2 separate regions of the Homo sapiens genome follow, and region 2 is linked to region 1. The links are chromatin contacts, found by Hi-C or POLR2A ChIA-PET in ENCODE. All regions are on one chromosome and are shown on one strand. Each heading gives the region's core, a stretch centred on a gene start or an enhancer-like site at or near the end of the contact. The rest is flanking DNA. Distances are from core to core; before and after follow the strand shown. Region 1 overlaps AKAP6 (A-kinase anchoring protein 6). Region 2 overlaps AKAP6 (A-kinase anchoring protein 6).

Region 1 (5,287 bases), core at 538-3,037:
ACAAACAGAAAATAATTAGTGTTGATAAGAATGTGGAGAAATTGGAACCTTTGTGCATTGTTGGTGGGAATGTAAAATGGTACAGCTACTTTAGAAAACAGTATGGCAGTTCCTCAAACAATTAAAAATACAATTACCATATGGGCTAGCAATTCCCCTTTGGGTATATGCCCAAATTGATTGAAAGCAGGGTCTTAAAGAGATATTTGTACCCCCATCTTCATAAGCAGCATTATTCACAATAGCTAAAAAAATGAAAGCAACCCAAGTATCCATCAACAGATGAATGGCAAAACAGATAAGCAAAATCTGGTATATACATACGACAGAATATTATTCAGCCTTAAAAAGGAAGGAAAATCTGATATAGTCTATAACATGGATGAACCTTGAGGACATTATGCTAAATTAAATAAGATGGTCACAAAAAGATAAATACTATATGATTCCACTGATATGAGGTACTTAGAGTAGTCTAAATCATAGAGACAGACAGTAAAATTGTGGTTTCCAGGGGCTAAGGGAAGAATGAAATGGGGAGTTATTGTTTAATGGTATAGACTTTCAGTTTTATAAGATGAAACAAGCCATGAAGATAAATGGTGGTGATGGCTGCACGATACGATGAATGTAGTTAATACCTTTGAACTGTACACTTCAACATGGCTAAGGTAATAAATTTTATGTTATATGCATTTTACCACAATTTTTTAAAAGTAGAAGAGAAAAGCACTGAGAAATAGAAAAGAAATGTTGTTAGCAATGTAAGTATGGATAGATAAAAGTATCTGTAGATCTAAAACATATAAACTAAGTTAACTTAAAGTCTCAAGTTAATACATGAATTAATTTTAATTAAAAAACAATTCCGGATACAACCTAAAAATAAAAGTAATGAAAGTCTTAAGATAACAAAGATAATTCCCAAATACTGATTGAGTATCTGCTCAGTTAAGGCACTGGTGTAGGCACACATATACAAACCTTAAGACACACGTGTGACTGCTTACAATAGCACTGTAGGATGACATCATCCATTGGCTTAAAGAGAGACTTATGTACCAGTGTAATGCAATATCTCCCAAAGAATTTGTAAATCGTGCTGATTTAGCCCACTCTTCTTGTCTTCTACTTCTTTTCCATCAGTATTGCCAGTTATGTCTCTGTCCATGAAATATTTAAGGAGAAAAATAGCCAAAATCTCTTTCTTAGGTTATAATCAGATCCATTAGCTCTATGCAAAACTAATTGGTGGGTTAAAAATACATAATGTAATTACTTGTGCTTAAAGCGAAACAGGCATCCAAATTTAGTTATTGGAACAAAGGCAAGCTAAATTCAGTGAGTGCATTAGCCTGGTGAGTTATTCAAGGTCATTCAGTGGCTAGGGCAAAGCTAAATAGAGGCTGAATTGCCCAAAAGTTTAGGTTTGATCATTCTCTTTTAAACTTGGCTATAAAGTGAAAGGGCTTCAAATTTTTCCTCAATGCTTTGTGTCATCTTAATAAACACTGCCTACATAAGGACAAAAAAATGTTAATTATATACATATATGTTCAAAATGAAAATACCCATTCGAGTAGAGCTACTTCAAGTCAGCTGTTTCCCATTCAAATGCAAACAAAAAGACCAATTCATTCAGCTGTAAAATTTCATAAGGTGAGCTCCGATGACCAGCGGGAACAGTATATCCTAACACAATTCTGACATAAATATAAATAATATTCAGAGCATCATTTCCTGAAACATGGGTCATGTAATACCGGTTCTGCAAAGTACTTTAAGAAAATGTTTGGAGGTTGATACATCCAGGAAATCCTGCTTACACAGCCCTTAAGAGAGATATGCAGCTCACATTAGTTCCAAGGAGTCTTCAGAAACTTGTCATTTTTCTGTAATTCAGTCTTTTCCAAACATACATTTCTTTATTAACAGAACCAGCACTCCCTGGTATACACTTTGGGGAACACTGCTCTAAAAAACTTCAAGTATTCATTGTATTCAAATACAGTGTGATTCTAGACCTTATGAAATCAAAAGCAAGAGGCCTTTCTTATACTGTCTCTGAAACCTTTGACCTCAGCAGTCCCCACTTCATGGCCAGGCTTACTCGACCTCAAGCTACCAGTATGTAAAGGAGAAAATACTGAAGGTTGTGCTGGTTTCTCATTTTATTTACCATCTAATTTCAACTCAATCTCCCATTCTGTTTTTAATAAGCTTATGTCCCTTTCAACATTCTCTAAGTTTCAGGCTGGGATTCTATTTCTGGCATTCTAGATTCTGGCTAGCCAAATTCCTGACTACCTTCTGACACTGGACTCTTTTGTACTCAGTGTATAGCTTTTACCTTTGATCCTGTACAGAAGCCTGACAATTTAAGTCTGTCTCTGCTTTGGGCTCATCCTCCCTCCTGCCTGTGATAAAATTAATAAAGGCAAACTTCAAACTGTGACAAGGAGGATATGCTCCATAGAGACAGAGACATCCAATGATGTTTCTTGCAACTTGGATTCATCCATCAATCAATGAAGAAATGCTCAAAGAGCTCCTTCTGTCCTCAAGACATTATGCTAAGAGCTATGGAGAATTTAGCAGAAATCACAATGGCAGGGCACTTTATTTTGAGTTAGGTTTTGGGGAGGAATTGGCCCAGGAAGCAAGGGAGAAATTTGTGATTCAGTAACTGTGAGGTTCCTCCTTCTATGGCTGTATATCACAAGGATTTAAGAATGGTTTTTGGCAAGGCACAGTGGCTCGTGCCTATAACCCCAGCGCTTTGGAAGACAAAGGCAGGAGATCACTTGAGCCCAGGAGTTTGAGAGCAGCCTGGGCAACAGAATGAGACCCATTGCTACAAACAATTTTAAAAAATAGCCAGGTGTGGTGGCACATGCTTGTGGTCCCAGCTACTCAGGAGGCTGAGGTGGGAGGATCACTTGGATCTTGAGAGGTCAAGGCTGCAGTGAATCATGATCCCACCACTGAACTCCAGCCTGGGCAACAAAGCAAGACCCCATCTAAAAAAAAAAAAAAAAAAAAAAAAATTTCAATAAATACTTTCTTTTTGTCCCTAAGACCATCCCTGACCTTTCTGATGCTATTCTTACATAACATCTTTTGGTGATAAAGATAACATACTGTTAAAAAGAAAGGCATTTTTAAAACAGTATCTCCACTCTTAAGGACCTCTGGATAGCCTCTAGAGTAGAAATCTAGAAGACACTGTATATAAAATGGCACATGGTGAGATTGATTATCTTGTTTACAGTGAAAATCCCCAATTTCAAGATTGAGAAAAAAGTGCAATGTCTATACCTACTCTCAGCCCACCATACCATCTTTTTTCTTTAACCAAAGGCATTTGTATTTGTTAAGAAATATAGGTCTAGACCAAGGCAGGTTGCTGATAACATCATCCGTGGTGTGTGTTATTGATCTACTATGCATATGGGCACATTGCATATGCTGATTTGTTTTAGGGGAATCATTTCCTGGAGACTTGAAGAGTGTAACTATTAGAAGCTCCTTTGAAGTACACAGCAATGAACTTGTAGCTTCACTTCCTAAGAACTCAACAGAGCCATAACGAAAGTGAACAGTAAATTTCTTTTGGCTATGGCATCTGATAAAATAGAGTCCCTTCATAGAATGCATAATGCCTGCATTATTTTTGTATACATAGCCTTGCCAAAAGATGCTCTTCAAAGTTAATGCTACAAAAGGGGAGAGTAGTAAGTATTGTGTCAATATTATGTACCAAAATTATGACGTATGTCCAATTATCATGGAAACATGTCATGTAATTTATTTCCAAAAGATACAAAAAAGATTATAACTCCTTAAAAGCAAGGATTGTGTGACACAATTTTGCATCCTACATGGTGTCTCACTCAGACTCTTCTGCATAGCAGGCATGTGATATGCTTGTACTGAATATGTAAATGTGTCAAGGAGTGAGTGAGACACTGAATGCATGAATGATTCAATTAGTGAAGAAATAAAAATTCAATAAAGTCTTTATATAAATCAGCTGGTAGACAATTGTATGCTACCTACTAAATAAGAGGGTGTGAAATAGTTAAAGAGAAAAGAAAATCCAGAAAAGCTGAAAGTAACTACTGGAAAATGTTTTTTTGTTTGCTTGTTTTATGTAATAAAGGAACTTTTGAGGTAGCATTCAATCTGGACTCTGCCTCACAAAAACCAAGATCCTGACAAATCCATTCTACTTACCAATGTGTTTTTTTTAAAGCCATTTCCTGGTATTAGCTTGTAAATGAAGCAGCTATCATTACGGAAAACATATTAGAGAAGAAAAACTAATTTTCTACTTCTGGTAAAGACAGAAGATCAAATGTTCTCATTAGCCTCTGCTCCCTCCCAAAACCCATAAAAATATCACTAAAGAATTAAAAAAAAAAAAAAGAGTAAGAGAGATGGTAACAACAAGAGGATTTTGGAAACCAGAAAATAAATGGGCAAGAAATAATTGATTTAGCAGATCTAAGAAAGCTAAATCCTAAACTGGCAGTGGGGAAACTGAGAGTCAATCAAATTTATAGGTAGAGCCCCCAAATGCCCAAAAACTGATGACATCTTGTTCCCCTGGAAGAAGGGTGAAAGTGGGCCTAAACCTAAGATAATCACCTGGAAGCCAATTTAAGAACCAGCTAAAACCCCAGATTCCCTCTCTTGGGAGTCTGCCTCTCTATGCAGAGAATAAAATAGAGGGTCTCTAGATTAAAGGATACCAATGTTGAAGGCAGGGACACCTTACCCTAAACTGGGAAATTAGGTCAACATATGCTTATTAAATGTTTAAATCCTGTCTTCTTCCTCCATTCAATTCCCAGAGTGCAATCAGCAGGTGGGAATCTCATCAAATCTAAAGGAAATATCTAAAGATATTGGTGGAAGGATGTTCCATCAATAAACAGCCCATATCAACCTATATAGCAGGATTTCTCAATCTTGGCACTTTCGACATTTGGGACCAGAAAATTCTTTGTTGTGGAGAGCTGTCCTGTGCATTGTAGAATGTCTAGTAGTAGTACCTGTGGCCTCTACTCATTAGATGCCACGACCTCTCCAGTCATGACAAACAGAAATGTCTCTAAATATTGCCAAATGTCCTATAAGGAGCAAAATCACTCCTGGTTGAAAATCACTGCTTTATAGTGAGGCTCATAGCTGACAATTCCCTCTCATATACTCAGAGTTTCAAATCAGCTTCTTAGATATTAATGGATACTAGTTCAAGTTATGCATGGTTGAGCACAGATGC
Region 2 (5,034 bases), core at 713-3,212, 40 kb before region 1:
TGTGGCCTAAAGACAATATTTCTATTTTTTCTTCATTTTGAAAGATTTGACAAATTAAGTAAGATGGCACTAATGACATTGAAAGTAGTATAAGACTGCTCAGCATTAAAATTAAACCATGGTGAATGTTGCTTTTCATATAAGACACCGTGAAAACATTTAGGCCAATTTCCATGGATCCCATCGGTATTAGCACTATTACTGTTTCTGCTTTATAATCAACTATACTCATGTATTTATTAAGTCTAGCCATTTCTAAATTTTTGAAATGCATATATATCTGTCCTTTACTACATATGCTCCTCTACCACCGAAAAAAAACAGAAACAAATAAAATCTTCAGCTCTTAAAAAAATCACCAGGTTAAGATTACAATAAAATCCCTTCTTCTAATCAAAGCAGCCACTCCAGAATGTCCTTCTTTGGTGAATCACCTTTACCCCCAACCCATTTATCTAGGCAGATGCATAGTCAGTAAATTCAGTCATTTGTTTAGGATTTATACTTCAGTACTTCCAAAGTAGGTTGGGGGCAGGTTACAAGTGTTATATAATTTTAAAATAGGACAGAACTGATAAAAACAGATCAGAGTAGATCTAAAGAAAATAAAGAGGACAGAGATTACAAGGTTTACCATATTGTTCCCCTAGCAACAACATCACAAAAGAAAATTTTAAAGTGAACCAATTTTGCTTCAAAAGAGGAGAGGGCAAGCAAATTTATTTTCAAATTAATTTTCAAGGAAGAATCTCAGGATTTTGAGTAAATTATGCTTGATGACAATTTGGCAAATACACTGAGACAGTATTCCAATGGATAATTCTCACATCCAAATCATCACACTATCTAATTGCTGCATGTTCAAGAAAAATAGACAACCCAATTTTTAAATGAATAAAAGAAAGAAAACAATTTAACATAAAGAAGCACTTACATTGGGGAAAATAATCTTACTCATTTCAAATCTAAAATTATATGCCTATTTATATATAGCAAAAGAGAAATCTGAAATTTAAAAAGCAAAACTCTTTAAAGACCTAAATATGTGTATTATCTGCATATTTTCATATCACATACAAATCAAGTTTTTGGCCAGGCATGGTGGCTCACACTTGTAATCCCAGCACTTTGGGAGGCCAAGGTGGAAGGATTGCTTGAGACCAGCCTGGGCAACATAGTGAGGCCCATCTCTAAAAAAAAAAATTGTTTTTTAATTGAAACAAAAATAGCTGGGTGTGGTGGCCCACACCTGTAGTCCCAGCTACTCAGGAGGCTGAGGTGGGAGGATAGCTTGAGCCCAGGAGGTTGAAGCTGCAATGAGCCATGGTCATGCTACCACATTCTGGTCTGGGTGAAAAAGCAAGACCCAGAATGAAAGGAAGAAAGGGAGAAAGGGAGAAACAGAGGAAGAGAGGAAGAGAGAAAGCAGGGAAGGAGAGAAGGAGGGAAGGAGAGAAGGAGGGAAGGAGGGAGGGAAGGAGGGAGGGAGGGAGGGAGGGAGGGAAGGAGGGAGGGAGGGAAGGAGAGAAGGAGGGAAGGAGGGAGGGAGGGAGGGAGGGAGGGAAGGAGGGAGGGAGGGAAGGAGGGAAGGAGGGAGGGAGGGAGGGAAGGAGGGAGGGAGGGAAGGAGGGAAGGAGAGAAGGAGGGAAGGAGGGAGGGAGGGAGGGAGGGAAGGAGGGAAGGAGGGAAGGAGGGAAGGAGAGAGGGAAGGAGGGAGGGAGGGAAGGAAGGAAGGAAGGTCAAGTTTTCACTGTAATTTATCTTCCTGCTGGTCTGCTCCAGCATTAGTCCTTGCCTCATGTGACCTCATTTTCTACTGTTTCATAGTTGAAAACATTAGCAAGTGCAAGACCAACTACTGCTTTGCATGTAAAGCCTTGTGGCACGGGAGTCAGGCATGGCCACATGAGAAGCTGAGCTCTGCCCAGAAACCTTGCGAGCCTTGCTATAGAAGGACAAGCATTCTCATCGGTTGTGTTCTAGCACATGACTCGCTGAAGGGGGTGTTCCCTTTCTAAATATAAAAGCTCTGCTGCTTCATACAAGACCTAGATGCAAAGAAATAAAAGGGCCATCAATCTCAATTTCTCTTAGTTATTTATTGCTAGCTTCTATCAGATATATTTTTTAAAATGCCAGTGAAAAGAGAGATCCTGAGGAAGGTACCTGGGGATAGATTCAGGGAATGGACTTTGAGACATGTTCAGACAGTTCTGAGAGGACTTGGCCATCTGGTTTGTTTTGCAGGCTGACTGAAATCTCCTGCATAACTTGAGGCCATCCGTACTCATGGTTTCTTCATGTAAAGTCATAAAATGAAATGAACTAAAGTTCAGAGATGAGCCAAAGACAGACAGACTCTGAGAGCTTTACCAAATAATTCACTTCTAAGGAATGCTGTCTAACTTGGATGCCATTCATGAGAAAAAGATTTTATTTCTAATTTGGCTTAAAGAGTCAGTTTGAAAAATTCGGCCGGGCGCAGTGGCTCACGCCTGTAATCCCAGCACTTTGGGAGGCCGAGGCGGGCGGATCATGAGGTCAGGAGATCGAGACCACGGTGAAACCCCGTCTCTACTAAAAATACAAAAAAATTAGCCGGGCGCAGTGGCGGGCGCCTGTAGTCCCAGCTACTCGGGAGGCTGAGGCAGGAGAATGGCGTGAACCCGGGAGGCGGAGCTTGCAGTGAGCGGAGATCGCGCCACTGCACTCCCGCCTGGGCGACAGAACGAGACTCCGTCTCAAAAAAAAAAAAAAAAAAAAAAAAAAAAAAAAAAAAAAAGAAAAGAAAAATTCTATTATCTCCACAGGAATTTCAAGTGGCTAATAAGAATTTAGTAGCCTGACTTTCAAATAGCCCAGTAAGCCTATACAGGCATTGATTTTAAGAATACACTTCTAGATAACTAATAGTTATCAAACTAGATTACAACACTGGCTTAATTTTCATCTGAGGGATAGAGAAAAAATCCCGCCACCTCGTGACTATATCATTAGAGCTGTGGGATATAGAGGAAAGGACGCTGGATAGAGGGTCAGAGGGCTGAGGTCTAACCTAGATTCTGCCACATGTCAGCAGTTTGAACATGAGAATTCAACTTCTCGGGGCCTCTGCTTTCTCATCTGTAGAATGAGGAGTGGAGCTGGATGATATGTTACCCAATTCTCAGATTAAAACAAAAATTATCCCACTTCTCTAAATGTCCTTGAATGGAAAATCCTACATTCATATTGGTGTGCTTATGTCTACAATAATAAATTATGTTTCTGAAGCTAGGATTCTCTTTCCCATGAGGAAGTCTTTAAAGCTCATGTTACCACCATTCCTTATTTTGAGTGTTAAACTAAGATCACAGAGGATTCAGGGTCTCTGACTTTCATCCTTCCAACAACGGATGGCTTCATAGTATGAATACTATACGTGACAGTAGCACTTTCATTTTTTAAAAGTATTTACATGTATTATTTAATTTGTATCTCACAGCTACCTAGTAAGGTAAATGGTAGATACTATTATTCCTATTTTGAACAGAAAAATTAAATGAGACTTAGAGAATTTCAGTCACTTGCCCCAGTACATAAGAATATTCACAATCAACCAAGGAATTGTTTATTAATATGGTCTCTGGAGCACAGTTCAACAACATGTACTAAAATGTAAAACATGCATAGCCTTTGACCAAGCAATTCCTTTTCCTTCTTTTTTTTTCTGTAGAAACAGGGTCTCCCTATTTTGCCCAGGCTGGTCACAAACTCCTGGCCTCAAGCAATTCTCCCTCACCAGCCTCCCCAAGTGCTGGAATTACAGGTATAAGCCTCTGTGCCCAGTCTGACTAAGCAATTCCAATTTTAAATATTTTAGACAAGTATACAAAGATGTATTCTCAAAGAAAATAATCACCACACTTTTTATAATAGGGAAAAAACAGAAGCAACCTATATATCCATGAATAGGAGACTAGGAAAATATATTAAAACACAGCCAGGCAGTGGATTAATATGCAGCGTTAAAAATTATAGCATAGGCTGGGCATGGTGGCCCACACCTGTAATCCCAGCACTTTAGGAGGCCAAGGTCGGCAGATTGCTTGAGCTCAGGAGTTTGAGACCAGCCTGGGCAACAAGGCAAAAGCCCATCTCTACAAAACATATAGAAAAATTAGCCAAGCATGGTGACCTGGGTGTGGTGGTGCATGCTTGTAGTCCCAGCTAGGAAGCTGAGGTGGGAGGATTGCTGGAGCCCCAGAGGTGAAGGCTGCAGTGAGCCGTGATTGCACCACTGGACTCCAGCCTGGGCAACAGAGCAATACCATGTCTCAAAAAAAAAAAAAAAAAAAAAAAAAAAATGTAAAGAAAAGAAAAAGAAAAAGAAAAATGATAGCATAGAGTTATAGTTGGTAAAGTAGAAATATGGCCACAACTTACCTTTGATTTGGAGAAAAGGGGTGGAGGAAGTAGGGTTAAGACATCAATCAGCACTATCCAATAGAATTCTATACAATTTGGAAATCTTTGCTGTCCAGTACAGTTGCCACTAACTACTATTAAAAGGTGGCTAGTGTGACTAAGAAATTGCATTTTTTTCAGTTTTATTTCATTATAATTTATTTAAATTTAAATAGCCACATGTAACTAGTGGCTACCATATTGGGCAATGCAGTCAACATAGATATTTTATGTGTTATTTTATAATAAAAAATATTAAATGTTTTGTTTAAACAACAACAAAAACAACCAACTTGTGTCTAGGAGACAACTAGAAGATACAGAAATAAATTAGTCAACGACAGCTTTATCTAAAAAGCTGCAATGCCTGCAATATTAGGCCCAAGTGCACATTTTATACACATAGTTTCTGTACTTTGGCATAACTATGCTAATTTGGCAAGTTTCCTAGATACTAGTCCACATACTAGGAAATAAATAGCTGTATACAAATAAAGCTATATCTTTTGTGCAAACTCTGCAGAACAGGCCAGAAAGAAAAATAAATGGAAGGAAGCAGAAAATGGGAACTGGAACATTGAAAGTAGG

Evidence for each region. Hi-C counts contacts between places; a loop is a spot of excess contacts on that map. ChIA-PET counts read pairs that join two places held with the same protein, here RNA polymerase II (POLR2A). Pooled maps may share reads with other maps.
Region 2: a map of heart right ventricle shows a loop between it and region 1 (3-fold over the local background). The contact joins two enhancer-like sites. A Hi-C loop is called at or near these places in 12 of 168 maps with a recorded cell type or tissue (CD8-positive, alpha-beta T cell, PC-3, Right ventricle myocardium inferior and 5 more) and 7 of 50 pooled maps. POLR2A ChIA-PET finds 5 or more read pairs at or near these places in 1 of 52 experiments (BJ).

Annotation. Positions count from the first base shown.
Region 1 is chr14:32,410,936-32,416,222 of GRCh38, reverse strand. All of the region lies in intron 1 of AKAP6 (A-kinase anchoring protein 6), which reads right to left. Among named protein-coding and RNA genes, the nearest start is that of AKAP6, 84 kb to the right of the region's middle. Within about 2 kb of position 1,787, at least 2 of the 41 ENCODE cell types and tissues checked have a DNase peak (open chromatin) inside an H3K27ac peak, as active enhancers do.
Region 2 is chr14:32,451,324-32,456,357 of GRCh38, reverse strand. The region is part of intron 2 of AKAP6 (A-kinase anchoring protein 6); the gene reads right to left. Among named protein-coding and RNA genes, the nearest start is that of AKAP6, 120 kb to the right of the region's middle. Within about 2 kb of position 1,962, at least 2 of the 41 ENCODE cell types and tissues checked have a DNase peak (open chromatin) inside an H3K27ac peak, as active enhancers do.